Linked DNA regions of Homo sapiens: region 2 is linked to region 1. Evidence: read pairs that join two places in POLR2A ChIA-PET (ENCODE). Cell type or tissue: MCF 10A. All regions are shown on one strand.

Evidence for each region. ChIA-PET counts read pairs that join two places held together with the same protein. Peaks named below come from ENCODE experiments on the same cell type or tissue, not always from the same donor. Only the 100,000 strongest peaks of a DNase experiment are listed, where the experiment ranks them.
Region 2: POLR2A ChIA-PET joins it to region 1 with 5 read pairs; 2 of 35 experiments call an interaction of 5 or more read pairs at or near these places.

Annotation. Positions count from the first base shown.
Region 1 is chr19:13,484,537-13,489,536 of GRCh38, forward strand. The region is part of intron 1 of CACNA1A (calcium voltage-gated channel subunit alpha1 A); the gene reads right to left. Among named protein-coding and RNA genes, the nearest start is that of CACNA1A, 19 kb to the right of the region's middle. In MCF 10A, no CTCF peak of the experiment used is centred here; no DNase peak of the experiment used is centred here.
Region 2 is chr19:13,396,906-13,401,905 of GRCh38, forward strand. The region is part of intron 3 of CACNA1A (calcium voltage-gated channel subunit alpha1 A); the gene reads right to left. Among named protein-coding and RNA genes, the nearest start is that of CACNA1A, 110 kb to the right of the region's middle. RefSeq lists enhancers at 1,802-3,001, 2,324-2,468, 3,415-3,915, 3,916-4,416 and a cis regulatory region at 2,391-2,401. In MCF 10A, no CTCF peak of the experiment used is centred here; DNase peaks (open chromatin) are centred at 2,016 and 2,416.

The DNA.
Region 1 (5,000 bases):
GCCACCATGCCAGCCCAAGGCACACTTCCCTGAATGAGTGAAATCATTTCCTAATTGGTCTCATGGCTTTTTATTCTTGCTGTATTCCAATACATTCTCCATGCAGCAACCAGTGGAACTATTCACAGACATAAAATCATTGTATTACTGCTTCAGTAGCCTGACAGTGCCTTTAGGATAAATATCAAACTCCTAAGCACCTTCCACAGGACCTTTGCACATGCTGTTCCCTGTGGCCAAAACATCTTTTCCACCATTCCCACCCCTACAATAGCAGAGGCCCACTAAAGACTCAGTTTATCAGCACTTCCCTGGAAGATGTTGTTTCACATGTTTCTTTTAGAGCAAGCCAGACTTGTCCCTTTTTGCAAGGCCTATAACATTTTAAATTATAAGTAGTAATAACTATTTACATGTCATCCTTGCCAGACTGTAAACTCCATGAAAGCCATGATTGCATCTGTCATATCCGTCACTGTAACTCAGTGCCTGGCACACAGTTGGCACTCAATAAATATTTGTGGCTTCAAAGGTTGAGTATAAAAACAGACCAGATGAAAGAAGGTAAAAGTTAAACAGTCAAGAGGTTGTCTTGCAGATCATTGGGGCAAGAATGGGCTTTTTAATAAATGATGCTGGGACAATTCTTATGGAATAAAAAGGAAATTGGACCCCTACCTACCACCACATATAAAAATCAATCCCAAGCTGATTAAAGACATACAGTGAACACAACTGTAAAACTTTCAGAAATAACATAAAATATATCCATGGCCTCAGGGTAGAAATGATTTTCTTAAATAAGATACAAAGCCCACAAACTATAAAGGAAAAGATTTCTAAAATCAACCACATCAAAATTAAGAACTGTTGGTGATCAAAAGACATTATAAAAAAGATCAAAAGCCAAGCCAAGAGAAAATATTGCACAACATATAATGATGAAGAATCAGTTTCCAGGCTATGTAAGGATCACCCACAAATCAATATTTTTTTTTTAAAAGTGACCTAATCAAAAATGGACAGAGCATGTAGAGGCACTTCACAAAAAAGCAAGCTTGAATAGTCAATAAATATTTTAAACTATGTTCACTCTAATTTGCAATCGGGGGATGCAAACTAAAATCACAATGAGAAATCACCATGAGAAAGGCTATAACTTAAAAACCTGACAATACCAAGTGTTGGCAAGGTTGTGAAGCATCTTGAATGCTCACCCACCACCGGCAGGAGTGTAAATTAGCACAAGCACTTTGGAAAATTGTTTGGCAGTGTTTAGTCAAGGTGAAAATGTACAAATCTTAGTATCCAACAATTTCACACAGAGCGATGTGCTCCAGAGAGACCCCTGCAAGCGAGCAGCAGAATCCATAAACAACCAACAAAGCTGCTTATGCCAGTGCCCAAAAGAGAACAAAGTCACATGCTCATCATCAATGAATAAACAAGATCATGAAGGAGCTGCAGTGACCACAATGAGGATGAAATCTCACAAAGGTAACTGCAAACCAATGAAGCAAAATACAAAACAACTCCTCTCACATGATTTTATTCATATAAAACTCAAAACCACATAATATCTGACTATATTGCTTCAGGATGCGTACTTAGGTGGTACAACCACACAAGAAAGCAAGCGAATGGTTCCCATACAATCTCCAATAGTGGTTCCTCCAGGAGGGAAGGAGTGGCTGTGATTGAGGATGAGCATGAGGGAGAATCTGATGGTGGCCCTGTGGCTCTTGACCTGGGTAAAATGGGTGTACGCTTCATGGTTTGGTCTTTAAAATGTTCATCTATGTTCCTACACTGCTCTCTAGGTTTGTTCTGTCTCTCTCTCTCTCTCTCTGTCTGTCTGTCTCTCTCTCTCTCACACACACACATACACACACACGTCAGTTAAAGACTAAAAAAGAAAGAAGACACATACACCAACCAACAGTTTATGCTGAGAAAGAGAAAAGGGGAAAATACCCAGACAGAAAATTAAAAGATAACATAGACACAGGAAATGAAAAGAGATGACGAGTTGGCAAGACGGCGAGGGTAAGGAAATGAGAACTGGAGAGACAGAAAAAAGAAAAAAATAATAAGATGGTCAAGGATAACAGGAGAAGGGGAAGATACAAGAAGCAATATTCTCTCTCTTCTTTCTGTCTCTCTTTCTCTACCTCCATATCTCTCCCTCTCCTTCATCCCTTCCATCTTTGTCTCTCTCTCTTTTCCCTCACCATTGCCTTCCTTGCACTTCCTCCATCCAGGTCCTTCTCTCCCCTTCCATCTCTGTCTCTTTCTCACCTTCCACTTTTCTTTCTCTCTCATCTCTCTCTCTCTCTCTGTGTCTCCTCTTTGTCTCCTCTGTCTCTTCCTTCTTCCCTACACACGCAGCCTCTCTTTCTTTTAACACTTATTTATCAGGTGGCTACCCTGTGCTGGACACAGTGCTAAAAAAGAGGCCCTGGCTGGGGGAAATGGGATGGCATGGCCCACCGTGGTTCCCAAGCATCAGTGGCACGGACGCCTGCCCAGGGCGCCTCATCCCAGCTCCAGCATGGACCTGTGGGCCGCCTGCCACTCTCTCCCCATCATTAATTTCACTATCAAACACTCCCAGCATCACAAGTTGTAGGTCTTATTTATTAAATATTTAACTAGGAGAAACCCAGCTGAGATGAAACCTCTCATTTGTGGCAGCCACAGGAGAGCAGAACATGGACCTGCTGCTGGGATTAAGCCAGGCTGATGAGTAGAACCAGGGTGCCCAGAGGGGGAAACAGGTGGGGGCAGCCCCCAGTGGGGAGAGGAAGACCCAGAAATGCAGGGAGCTGGGCTTTCACACAGTCTCACCTGGATGGCGAGAGGTTGTCAGCCAGGGAAGGCGAGTTCAAAAACCCCCAAAATCAGAATAGGTCAATCTATACAGACAGAAGATTAGTAGTTGCCAGGGGCTGGGGGAGCGGGGAGAGACAGGGAGTGAGCGCTCAGTGAGTACGGGGTCTCCTTTTTGGGGTCTTTGAACTACAGAGAGGTGATGGTTGCACAACACTGAGTGTATTAAATGCCACCAAACTGTACACTTTAAAATGGTTAATGGTCAATTTTATGTTATGGGAATTTTATCTCAATGTTTTAAAAATTAAAAAAAAAAAAATCCCACACCCAAACCCATTAACCATTAGCTCTAAGGCTGCTGACCTCATTTTTTAAAATTCATGCTTATTACACAGGCACTGCTTACTATCAATCCAAGGCACTCGCTCAGCATTTTGGGTTTCTTTCTTTTTTAGAAATAGGGTCTCACTCTTGTCCCCCAGGCTGGAGTGCAGTGGCACCATCATTGTTCACTGCAGCCTTGAACTCCTGGGCTCAAGGGATCCCCCCACCTCGGCCTCCCAAGCAGCTAGGACTACAGGCATGCACCACTACACCTGGGTAATGTTTAAATGTTGCCCAGGCTGGTCTCAAACTCCTGGCTTCAAGCAATCCTCCCATTTCAGCGTCCCAAAGTGCTAGGATTATAGGTGTGAGCCACTGCATCTGACCCTACTCAGCACTTTGAATCATCCCATCATTTACTTCTCACAGCCCTGGGAGGGAGGTGCCAGCAGGTCTCTAGTTTTAGAGAGAAGGGAGCTTGTGGTTCAGAGAGGGTAAGTGGCTTGCCCAAGGTCACACAGCTCCAACTTCAGTCTACCTGCTTAGCCACCTAATGGGCTTTCTGCTAACTCTGGCTGAACTTTAGAAACCCTTGGGGAGTTTTCAAACATTCCCCACTCCAGGGGAAGCCCTGGACAAATCTCTCCAGCATCTGTGGGGGTGGAGCTTGGGGCATCAGCATTTTCCTTTTTCTTTTCTTTTTTTTTTTTTTTTTTTTTTTTTTGAGACAGAGTCCCACTCTGTCACCCAGGCTGGAGTGCAGCAGTGCCATCTCAGCTTACTGCAACCTCCACCTCCCAGGTTCAAGCAGTTCTCCTGCCTCAGCCTCCCAAGTAGCTGGGACTACAGGTGTGTGCCACCACACCTGGGTAATTTTTGTAATTTTTAGTAGAGATGGAGTTTCACCATGTTGGCCAGGCTGGTCTCAAACTTCTGACCTCAGGTGATCCACCCGCCTTGGCCTCTTAAAGTGCTGGGATTACACACGTGAGCCACCGTGCCCAGCCTCAGCATTTTTAAAGCTTCCAAGTGATTAGAAGGTGCAGTCAAGATCACCTGAGGAATCTCACTGAAGAGCAGATTGGGATTGAGCAGGTCTGGGGTAGGGGATGAGATTCTGCATTTCCAACAAGCTCCCAGGAGATGCTAATTCTGTTGGTTCAGGGACCCTGGCAACATGTCCAGTAGGATGCTCTAGATCTGCACTATTCAGCACAGTGGTCACTAAGCCACACAGGGTCATCGGGCACTTCAAATGTGGCCAGTGAAACTCAGGGACTGTTTTTATTGTAATTAATTTCTTTTCTTTTCTTTTTTTTTTTTTTTTTTTTTTTTTTGAGACGGAGTCTCTCTCTGTTGCCCAGGCTGGAGTGCAGTGGTGCAATCTCAGCTCACTGCAGCCTCTGCCTCCTGGGTTCAAGCAATTCTCCTGCCTCAGTCTCCCGAGTAGCTGGGACTGCGGGTGTGCACCACCATGCCCAGCTAATTTTTGTATTTTTAGTAGAGATGGGGTTTCACCATGTTGGCCAGGATGATCTCGATCTCCTGACCTCATGATCTGCCCGCCTCGGCCTCCCAAAGTGTTGGGATTACAGGTGTGAGCCACCACATGTGGCCTGTAATTAATTTCTAAAATTGCAATAGCCATGTGTGGCTACTGCCTACCTTATTTGGCAGCATAGGTCTCCCGGGCTCAAGAGATCCTCCTACCTCAGCCTCCCAAGTAGCTGGGACTACAGGCATGTGCCAACACCCTCGGCCAATTTTTGTATTTTTTTGTAGAGACGGGGTTTCACCATGTTGCCCAGCCTGCTCTCAAACTCCTGGGTTCAGCCTCTCAAAGT
Region 2 (5,000 bases), 88 kb before region 1:
CCCTCCCTGGTTCTGACAGTAGTCCCTTCTGCACAGCTCTGCCTCCACTGGGTTCCAGGAAATGTAGGGCTCGCGATGGCTTCTCTCTGAGGACCTCAAACAGCCGTTATCTATTTCTCTCACCTGTTCCTATCTCTTTAAGGAGTCTCTTCATGGCATGGTCTTCTTTTGAACCATCTAGAAGTTAATTCTTTTTCCTGTTAGGACCCTGATTGGTATGAGGTGGGAGGAATGAATGGTTCATGAAAGCTGCCCACCTGAAGACCTTGAAGTCCCCCCAGTTTCTGAGGTCAAAGTCTGGAGAAGCAGGATTTGATTCTAGATTTCCCTACCTCAAGAGGGAGGGATGCTCTACTGCTTTTTTTCAAATAAGACTTCAAATTGTGGGGAGAGACATTCTTCCAGATTCTTGCTTCACCCCATTGTAAGGCAAAGGCAAATCCTGAGAGCTGGAAGCCCAAGAAACAGAGGAGGTGGGTGGAAGAACTCAGGAGTGTCCCTTAAAACTGTCCTAAGGGTGGAAGAAGATAGGAATGTCCCTTAAAATTGTCCTAAGGTAGGGCTTGCAAGGAGGTGACACAGATCAAAATGTGAAGCTTGATTCTCAGTGAGGACCCACGCAGAGACTGATGTCTGTCTCTCCTTCCTGGATGCTCAGTTAGACTCCGTTTCCCAGCTCTGCAAGTGGGCGCCGCCATGTACGCTCTGGTGACATCGATCAAAATGTGGAGCTTGATTCTCAGTGAGGACCCACGCAAAGACTCATGTCTGTCTCTCCTTCCTGGATGCTCAGTTAGACTCCATTTCCCAGCTCTGCAAGTGGGTGCCGCCATGTAAGCTCTAGCCAGTGGGAGGTAGATGGAAGTCATATGGACTACTTCTGGGTCTGTCCCAGAAACATTTCTCCTGTGCCCTTCTCATGCTCTTTTCCCTTCTGTGGCTTGATATCAAGAAGCATGGAGACTTTGGAAGCCATGGGTTGAAGATGAGGAGCTACAATATGGAACAAGCCTGGGCCCCTGACTTACTGCTTAGAGGAGAGGTGCCTGCTGTTTAAGAATACATTTTTTTTTTGGCCAGGCACGGTGGCTCACGGCTGTAATCCCAGCACTTTGGGAGGCCGAGGCAGGTGGGTCACCTGAGGTCAGGAGTTTAAGACCAGCCTGACCAACATGGTGAAACCCCACCTATACTAAAAATACAAAAAATTAGCCAGGTGTGGTGGCGGGCACCTGTAATTCCAGCTACTGGGGAGGCTGAGTCAGGAGAATGCTTGAACCCAGGAGGTGGAGGTTGCAGTGAGCCGAGACTGGGCCATTGCACTCATGCCTGGAGGATAAGAGCAAAACTCCGTCGCAAAAGAAAAAAAAAAAAAGAATACACCTTTTGAACTTTATCTGTGCAAGAACGAAATTTTTATTGTTTTGAGCCCTTATGCATGTTGGGATTCTTTGTTACAGCTGCAAGCATATCTAATACACTTAATAGGAACTTATAAACAGTAACTAATACACTTGGGCAGGTAAATTGTCAGTTTCATGAGACCATGGATTTGCCTCTTTGGTTCACTGATGGATCTCTGGTGTCTAGAACAGGGCTGAGCAGGTGGAAGGGTTCAATAAGTGTTTGTTGAATGAGCTATCAGCTTCCAATTTTTCTTTGCAGCTGACTGGAAAGCAGAGAAGTATAGTAGATGCAAGCTCTGGCTCCCAGGTGGGAAAGGGTTGGGTTTATATCCTGCCTGATTATTTACTAATTGTCTACATTGGGCAATTGCCAAGCCTCAGTTTCCTCATAGGGAGGTTGGAGAATTATATAAAAGCTCTTTCTTTTTGTGGACAGAGTGAGGATTCAACGTGATCATTCATGAGAAGTGCTGAGCACACCACCTGATGCATAGTAAGTGCTCAGGAAGTAGCGGTCATGATTATCTGGACTTTTCTCATTCTCTGGGCAAACAAAAAGCACAGAAGCTGCCCCTGCAATAGGCTCTGACAAATTTCAGGCCCCGAGGGGAGGGAGGCCAGGCTTGAGCCTGGGATTATAGCCAAAGACCAGCTCAGGAAACAATATTACATTCCCATGATCCTCCTGCGATCCCAGGAGGGCTTGAGCCTCTGTTTCTTGTCCTGACCTCAGACTAACTCTGCAGAAATGCTGCTCGGGGCTTGGACTAGCTGCTCTGGTTCAGGGAGCCCCATTGAGACCTGGAACTTAGAGGGCCTGGTGGAGTCCTCAAGACTAATGTGGGGAATGAGCCATAGTTTAATTCAGGACACCCCACTTTTTTCAAGTATTATTATTATCACCAGCCTGGAGTTATGCGTGATTGGGCAGATGCCTTAGGACTGATCAGGTTTTTCTCCTCCATTAATTAAAATGTGAATCACAGCTGAGTCACTAAAGAAAACGGTTAATGAGCAATTCTGACTTCCTCCCTCCTTCCTTGCTCAGAGAGATGAGTCAGCAGAAGTCCAGATCCAAAAATGAGAAGAAGAAGAAGAAGAAGAAGAAGAAGGAGAGAAAAGGAAAAAAAAAAAAGCCCAGAAGAGATGTAGGGCTTGGGAAAGCAGGAGCAAAATGAACCTGAACCATATTATTCTTTGTCTTAGCAGAAAAAAGTTCCCAAATCGCTATCCCAAGGCCTAACGGTCAAATCCTCTAATGAGCACGACCAGTTCTCATTTTTACAGACAGACCCACAGGCACCCAGAGATGGATCCAAGCCCCAGCAATCTCCTTTCTTGCTTTCCTCAAGCAACGACAGGCTCCTCACCATGCCAAAAACAACCACCAACCTCCACCTTTCTTTTTCTGCTTCGTTTTCCCCACAAAGCCCAGGCTCTCCTTTGAATTCAGACATCATGGTCATGTTTCATAAGATAAGGGACGAGTGAGGAGCTGGGGTGCCTCCGGTCAATAGGAAAGGGCCATGGGGAGTAACAGTAGAAGATTTCAGAAGTGGGGAGGTCCCTCAGAATCAGGGAAGCTACGTAACTCAAAACATGATTCCTGGAGCCAGGCTAAGCCTGGATCCTGGCTTCGTGTAGAGCTAATCAATCTTTCTGAGCCTCAGTTGTCTCATCTGTAAAATGGGGAGAGTAAAAATACCTACGCAGTGTTGCAAAGATGAAAAAGTCAGCACCCATCAGAAGTTAACAATTATAATATTCATTAGAAAACTATGATCCAAGAATTTCTGCCTCACCCATAGGGTCACCCCAAAGCAAGATGATCAGACAGGTTGGGGAGATGGTCCTCACTGAGCACTGGCACACACACTTGAACAGGTGTGTGTGTGTGGGTGTGCAAGCTCTCATGTGTGTGCATGCAATTTCCCCTCCCAAATCAACTGATCATGTATAACACTGCACATTCGACTTTTGACTTTTGCAGGATGAATTTTCATGATGCCTATTTATATTTTCAAATTATGAGCAGGGGCTTTCACCAATTACCCCTGTCTTGACCCCTTGTTATTCAAATGATTCTCTTTTGAAGAGCCTGCAGTGTCCCAGTCCTTGTCAATTTTTAACTAGATGAATACTGTCCAGATCCCATCTGCTAATGTCTGGGGGTGTGATTTCAGCAGCTTGCCACCATCATGCTCACTGACTTTAAGAAATCTTCTATTTTTTGCAAGGTTGGTAATTTCTAAGTCAGTTTGCCTTGGACTTGTGCTAGAGTGTAAGATAATATTTAACAATCTAGAACAGTGACTCTCAACCAGGGGTGATTTCACCTCCCAGGGGACATTTGGCAATGTGTGGAGACATTTTTGGTTCTCACAACTGGGGCGCGGGCGCTACTGGCATCAAGTAAGTTGAGGCAGTGCACAGGATAGCTCCCATTTTGGAGCTAATAATGCAGCCCCCAAAGTCATCAGTGCTGTGGCGGAGAAACTCTGACCTAGAACCCAGGGGGCCATGGCGGTCCTGAGGCAGAGTCTTGCTCTGTCATTCAAGTTGGAGTAAAGTGGCGTGATCTTTGCTCACTGCAACCTCCACCTCCCAGGTTCAAACGATTCTCCTGCCTCAGCCTCCTGAGTAGCTGGAATTACAGGCACCCACCGCCACACCCAGCTAATTTTTCTATTTTTTTAGAGACAGGGTTTTGCCATGTTGGCCAGGCTGGTCTTGAAATCCTGACCTCAGGTGATCTGCCCGCCTCAGCCTCCCAAAGTCCTGGAATTACAGACCTGAGCCACTGTTGCCTGTCCAGGACTCACTTTTACAAGTAGTCAATTCAGTCAGTTCCTTAGGGACCAAAAAATGGATTATGCCAATTTTAGGGTCCTTCTGCCTCTTTCTAAACTACAATGAATTTATACTAAGCGTGGGGCTCTGCAGCCAGATTTCCTGGATTCAAATTCCAACTCTGCCACTTCCTAGCTGTGTGACCTTGGGCAAGATATTTAACGGCTCTGGGTTTCCATGTTCTCACTAATACATGTGACCAATAAAGCACCCACTGAGTAGTTGTTTGCATTAGGTAGGCTGATATGTAAAGTACTTACGACAGTGCCTGATACATAGTTGAGGCATGAGTGGGAGGTAGACTGAATCCCTGGTGCAAACATGGTGAGCTTCCCACTAAAGATTCACAAGTGGGACTGGGAAATGGCAGCCTAATCAGAGACTACATTTCCCAGCCTCCCATGCAGCTAGCCTGGGCCACATGACTAAATTCCACCCAATAGAATGCAGGCAGAAGTGTTGTTCACCACTTCCAGGAACCCTCATAAGTACCTCCCACTCCACTTTCCCTTTTCCCCAGCTGCTGTCTCAATGTAGGCTCTTAGAACAACCTTGGAAGCCACATGTTTAAGCAGGGAGAGCCTCCAACAGCCTGGATCCCTGAGTGACTGCATGGAGTCGAGCCATATTTGAGTCACCCACCACTCCACCTCATTGCACCCCTCACCAGTTTCACTTTATTATTTTTTATTTTTAGTAGAGATGGTGTCTCACTGTGTTGCCCAGGTTGGCGTTAAACTACTG